2 separate regions of the Homo sapiens genome follow, and region 1 is linked to region 2. The links are chromatin loops, found by intact Hi-C in ENCODE. Cell type or tissue: HCT116. All regions are shown on one strand. Links, peaks and the distances in the headings refer to the core of each region. The heading gives the core; the rest is flanking DNA. Region 1 overlaps NELL1 (neural EGFL like 1). Region 2 overlaps LOC107984418 (a long non-coding RNA gene).

Region 1 (2,909 bases), core at 306-2,805, 540 kb before region 2:
CTCGGGCCCACAGCCCACTCAGTTCACCTTTGGGGTCCCAGACATAGGCTTTCCAGCAAATCCTCCTGGGTCTGGCTGACTTTAAATTTACTCCTGCTCATTGTCCATGGTGGAAGCTGTTTTCCTCTGGACCATGCAGACTAAAAAAATGCTCCAAGAGCTCATTTAACCACAGAATTTCACAACCACTTAATCAGGTTTGGGCCCCTGGGCACCTACGAAGGTCCTTAATACCCCAAAAGCAATTTTCTTGAAGAATATGCTCTATGCCTGTTCCAAGCTGGCCAGTATTTTCCATGATCCTTGGAGGCTGGGGGCTCATGTTCACAGTTCCATTATTCAATTCATAATTAATGATCCACCTGAGAGTTCCTTCCAAAAGAAAATCTCTTGGCCAGGCGCAGTGGCTCACACCTGTAATCTCAGCACTTTGGGAAGCCGAGGCGGGCAGATCACCTGAGGTCAGGAGTTCGAGACCAGCCTGACCAATATGAAGAAACTCCATCTCTACTAAAAATACAAAATTAGCTAGGCGTGGTGGTGCATGCCTGTAATCCCAGCTACTCGGGGGGGGGGGGGGGGGCTGAGGCAGGAGAATCACTTAAACCCAGGAGGCAGAGGTTGTGGTGAGCCGAGATCATGTCGCTGCACTCCAGCCTGGGCAACAAGAGCAAAACTCCATCTCAAAAAAAAAAAAAAAAATTCTCTCCTTTCCAGCAGGTGGCAGCAAAAGACATTCACTTGGTCAGTAGGGGCTTTGCAGGTGTAGGTACTCCCTTCACCCTCTGCCCTGGTGACCAAAACAAACTGGAAAGCAATGTGGGAATAATTATTGAGTTTTCAATTATTCACACTGCCAAAGCATTGGTGAAAACTCATAGAGATAGTGTGTTATTACTGCTATTATTGTAGCCTTCTAAATTTTCATTATTAGTGATGTACCTGAAAATCTCTGAATTATTTCTCAACCAGAAATAACAAGAACTGGAGAATGGCACCTCCCGTCTTGACTCCACTTTGCACTCTAAAACAAGTTCTCTGAACAAGGCAGATTTAAGCAGCTCCTCATGACACCTATCATTAGATCTTTTCATATGCAACTGTGTCTGCACTGCAGTCTTGCTTTAATTAAAATGTGCCTGATATCATCTACTCAGTTCCATTAAAAGCCGGTGATATCTGAGCAGCTCACTAAGTGAACCACATGTTTATTTCATCTAGGACTGTTAACAGCCCAGACAACAATTGTCCCACTTGACAAAGAAACTTTCAACGCAGCTGTTTGGATGCTGATAATCACAAGCCAGCCTTTGTTACCTAAGAAGAGGGTGGATGGATGATGTGGAAATGATTTCTGCACAGAATCAGAGGGCTGCCTCCAGAAAGCTACCGCTTATACCCTCTCAAGCTACAAGATACTTTAAGTGTACAAATTGAGAGGTAATTCCCCCGTCTCTCTGATTCTTCCGATAATGTGTGTAGAAGAAATATGCGGCCTCTAGTGTTCAAATAGTGCCAAGTGACATTGAGAACCCAAGCTCCCTAGGCAACAGCCACAACCAGTGGGTCAGATCCTTCCATGCTTCCCTGCCTTTGCTGAATCTGCTCCCTCTGCCAAGAATGCCTTCCCACTTTGTCCACCTGGAAAACTCCCTAGAAAGCCTTGAAGGTACATCTCTCAAATCCCTGACCACCACTCCTCCCTAGAATTAATTCAAACTGTCTCTCCTCCACATTTCCTTAATACAAACTTATACTCCTACCTCTCCACCACCCCCCCCATCAATCTGTAAAATTAAAATGCCTGCCAGTTTCTATCTAGATTCCCAGCTGAGCTTTAAGTTCCTAGAAGTCAAGGACTGTCATTTCCTCTTTGCATAAGAAATCCTGGCACCCAGCAAGACATCGTTTGTTGAATGAGTAAAGACATGAATGAATCTTCCCCTACAACGAAATTTTTACAAGATTTAAAGGGGATTGGAAGTGGAAAGAGGGAAAATACCTGTTCTTAAAGACCCCTTCCACAAGCAATGAACCCTGAAACACGTTCCATTCCGTGATAAGGGTACTTTGGCGACTTTTCAAAGGAGTAATGAGAACAAAGGATTTAGGCATATTCCGTAGTGATGTGCACTTAGGGATGTGAACTCACTAACGGGTTGCCCCCTCCCTACCTAGCTTCTTCCTGTCTGCGGTTCCTCTGTAAGATGTCCACGAGCACCAGACTCTCGCGCTCAGAGCCAGTAGCCCACGCTCTGCACTAGTCTTGCCTGTCCTGATCTTCCTGGGGTGCGCGCACTCCTTCAGCGTGTCCTGGTTTTAAAAGACTAACCCATCCGGATGGGCCTGAACTCAAGAAGCAACTATTCTAAGCTAGACTGAGCCTTGGCGTCTCCGCAGCCTGGGAAGCTCGGATAGAGGTAAGGAACGGAATGGGAGGTTTCTTTTGTCCCTTGAGAAATCCATATTCAACATTCTTAACCAGACGAAAGCCGCTGCCTGCTCAGTCCTGGGGAAGTGGGAAGGGCCCTCTGAAAGCTCCTAGACGCTAGATCTTCCAGCGGGCTAACTGCCAAAGAGGGGCGCCTGGGCGCAAGCGGAGGGAACTTTTGAGCCAACCAAGTGCAGACGCCCCTTCTTAGCCCTCTCCAGATGAACTTGCTCTTTGGCCTAGAGAGAAGGCCACGCCTCTAAAGAAGGAAATAAGGATGGTAAAGGGGGGAGAATAAAGGGAAAGGGAATGACCACACAGATTCTGGGGTGCAGCGCGTACGGAGGATGGCTGGGTAGGATTGCAAACCTCCGACACTCCCCCCAGTTGACAGGCCCTATTTTTGCCAATTTCCTACATCTCACCCCACCTCACCTCACCCCAGTCTCCCCGCATCTACTACTAGCTCTTTGAAGAA
Region 2 (2,909 bases), core at 261-2,760:
CTGTCCAATCATCCAATCACATTTCTACATGGCTGTGCATTCTTCATGGGGTCTAAGGCTAAAAACAGACAGTTTTCTCTTGAGTTTTTAGGTCTTTATTCTGAAAGCTCCTGTGTCACATAAAACTTTAAGTCAATTTGTTATGCTTTTCTCTTGTTGTCTTTTGTTATAGGAGTGTCATTCGTGAGTCTTATGATGGGTGAAGAAAGGTATCATACCTTTCCACCCCTACACTGAGAAGGACACTTATAGCATCACCTGCAGGTTAATATTGTCATGTCTATTTTACAGATTTGCAAGCTGAGCTCAGAGAGAGCTGCACCATTTGCCCAGGGTCACAGCTTGCAAACAGTGGAGCCCTGATTTGACTCTAGAGTCTGGGGCCTAACTGCTCCCCTAGTTGCCTGGGAAGGGAAGTTAGAGCACCTGGATTCTTATTCTGGCAGCATCATTAGCTCAGGGTCCATTCTGAGACAGTTTCCCTTCCTAAGTGTCACTATACCTTCTGGGCCTCACCTGCAAGGCCAAGGCAGAATGCCAGTGGGGTCATGGATGTGAATGCATAGTCAGCAGTGGCTGGTAGGGATGCAGGCTGGTATAGGAGCAAGACTCCATGCTTTCTGGCAGGGCCTGGGTTCAAATCCTTACTCTGTCTCTGATTAGCAAGACCTTGCCCAAGTCCCTTGACCAATCATGAGACAGAGGATGACACCAACCTCACGCGATTGTTATGCAGATCACATGCTCCACGAAGGCAGGCTGCTTGGCTTAAGAAGATGCCTGACACACATCAATTCCTTTTCCTATCTCCTTTATAGAGAATGTAGCTTCATTCTCCAAGCATGAGGTAGAGGGAAAAATAGTATGCTCGACCTTCTGAGGGTCCTTTTGATTTTATTTTGAGACAGAGTCTTGCTCTGTCGCCTAGGCTGGAGTGTAGTGGCTCAGTCTTGGCTCACTGCAACCTCTGCCTCCTGGGTTCAAGTGATTCTTCTGCCTCAGTCTCCTGAATAGCTGGGATTATAGGCGTGCGCCACCACACCTGGCTAATTTTTATATTTTTAGTAGAGATGGGGTTTGGCCGTGATGGCCGTGCCGGTCTCAAACTCCTGACCTCAGGTGATCCACTGGCCTCGGCCTCCTAAAGTGCTGGGATTACAGGTGTGAGCCACCACACCAGGGCCCAATCCTTTTAAAAATACTCTAACTAAATCTGAGAGAGAGCTGAATTTACTGCTTTGCAGGTCCACCCGTAAAGTCAGGGCCTGCCTGAGGATGGCATTGCTTGGGCTTTGCTGCCCTCTTGTGGCCACTGTGAGGTCGAAGGAGCTGCCCCTAATTGCGGCCCTGGAATATAGGAGTTGGGGGAGGACTGTATTCCTGATTCCCCACCCCGGGACATTCTGATCCAGCAGCAATAGGGGAGGTTCTGTGTCACTGGTGATAAGCCACATTAAGGAACCATTGAACTAGTCCAATCCCTCATTAGAGAGGAAGACTATGTCCCTGAGGGTGGATAGGACTTCTCTGAGAGTAGCAGCTAGGGTAGGCTAAGTAACTCAGGTCTCCAGACCTCAACACCCTTTCCACTATCTCCCCTGCACAAGGCAATCCTGCCAGGTGAACAAAGCTTCCGAGACATCTGGACCCACCTGTCACCCAGGGCGAGGATTCGTCCGCTGCTTCGGTCAGGTCGTTCTCCAGCCTTTGTGTGAACTCCAGTGGTGACAGGGCGCTCAGTATCCCGTTAAAGCAGCCTATTCCTGTGGCCCTTAGGACGTTTTCCTTTGTATGGGGTCTTGATGTGCCTGTCTGCATCCTCCCCTGTTGGGCCTAATTCTGGCCTTAGAGGCTCTGCAGCTCCATCCTCTGACTCCTGCAGAGACTGCAGAGGCAAGCAATCACAGCTAGGAGAATGAAGAAGATGGAGTCAGTGTTTCATGGCATCTGGCACACGTGATGCATCACCTTCCTCAATCCTGCAAGACAGGGGAGTGGCATTAACTTGTCCAAGCTCACACATCAGTTAGTGTCAAGGTGGACAAAGCGTCCTCGATTTATGCATTCAGGAACCGACATACTGCTGAGAATTCAAGCAGTGAGTTAGTGATGGGGTGAAGGCCAAAGCCGGTGCTCAAGGGCAGCATTCTCAGCTGCACTGCAGCTTTCACTGATGGCCAGGTGGGCAGCCTGGGGTCGTGTTTACTTTCTAAAAACCTTCTGGTGCACAAAACAAAGACATATAGCTCAAAGATCTACAACAAAGCAAACACTTGTGTCACCACCACCTGTCTTGGTCTGTTAAGGATGCTATAACAGAAATACCATAAACTGGGTGGCTTTTAAACAACAGAAAATTTTTTCTTCCAGATCTGGAAGCTGGGAAGCCCACAATCAAGTCACCAGCAGACTTGGCATCTGGTGAAGGATTACTCTCTGGTTCATAGGTGGCTTCTGTGCTCTGTGTCCTCACACAGTGGAAGGTACTAGCTAGCTCTGTGGCTTCTTTTTTAAGGGCACTAATCTCATTCATGACAGTGGATTCCCATGACCTAATCACCCCGTAAGGGCCCATTTCCTCATATTAACACATTGGGATTTAGGTTTCATTTTATGAATTTTGGAGGGATACAAACACTCAGACCGTAGCACCACCCAAGTCAAGAAGGAGGACACGTGCCAGCACCCAAAAGCAACTTTCCACCCCTCCCAACAGCTGCCCCTCCCTTCTCGCTTTCCTTTATATATCTATGATCTAAGCCTGCACTCACTCCTGAAGGCTATTGTGAACTTTATAGACGTGGAATCATACATTTGGCATGAGTTTGTGTCTGGCGGTTTTCACTCAACATTTACTCAACATTCATCCACATACATTTTCACTGTAGGGTGACAGTGACGGATCACAA

What was found. A loop is a pair of places that touch in the nucleus more often than their neighbours do. Peaks named below come from ENCODE experiments on the same cell type or tissue, not always from the same donor. Only the 100,000 strongest peaks of a DNase experiment are listed, where the experiment ranks them.
Region 1: a loop joins it to region 2, with 28 times the contacts of the local background. A loop is called at or near these places in 8 of 110 quality-filtered maps.

Annotation. Positions count from the first base shown.
Region 1 is chr11:20,670,645-20,673,553 of GRCh38, reverse strand. All of the region lies in intron 1 of NELL1 (neural EGFL like 1), which reads right to left. Among named protein-coding and RNA genes, the nearest start is that of NELL1, 2.5 kb to the right of the region's middle. In HCT116, for the core only: CTCF peaks have their summits at 734 (motif pointing right) and 1,527; DNase peaks (open chromatin) are centred at 743 and 1,493.
Region 2 is chr11:20,126,829-20,129,737 of GRCh38, reverse strand. LOC107984418 (a long non-coding RNA gene) reads left to right here. Exons shown (of 3, transcript XR_001748477.2): 2 at 2,371-2,483. It overlaps LOC124902643 (a long non-coding RNA gene), which reads right to left. Exons shown (of 3, transcript XR_007062615.1): 2 at 1,653-1,907. Among named protein-coding and RNA genes, the nearest start is that of DBX1, 32 kb to the left of the region's middle. In HCT116, for the core only: a CTCF peak has its summit at 1,322 (motif pointing left); a DNase peak (open chromatin) is centred at 1,267.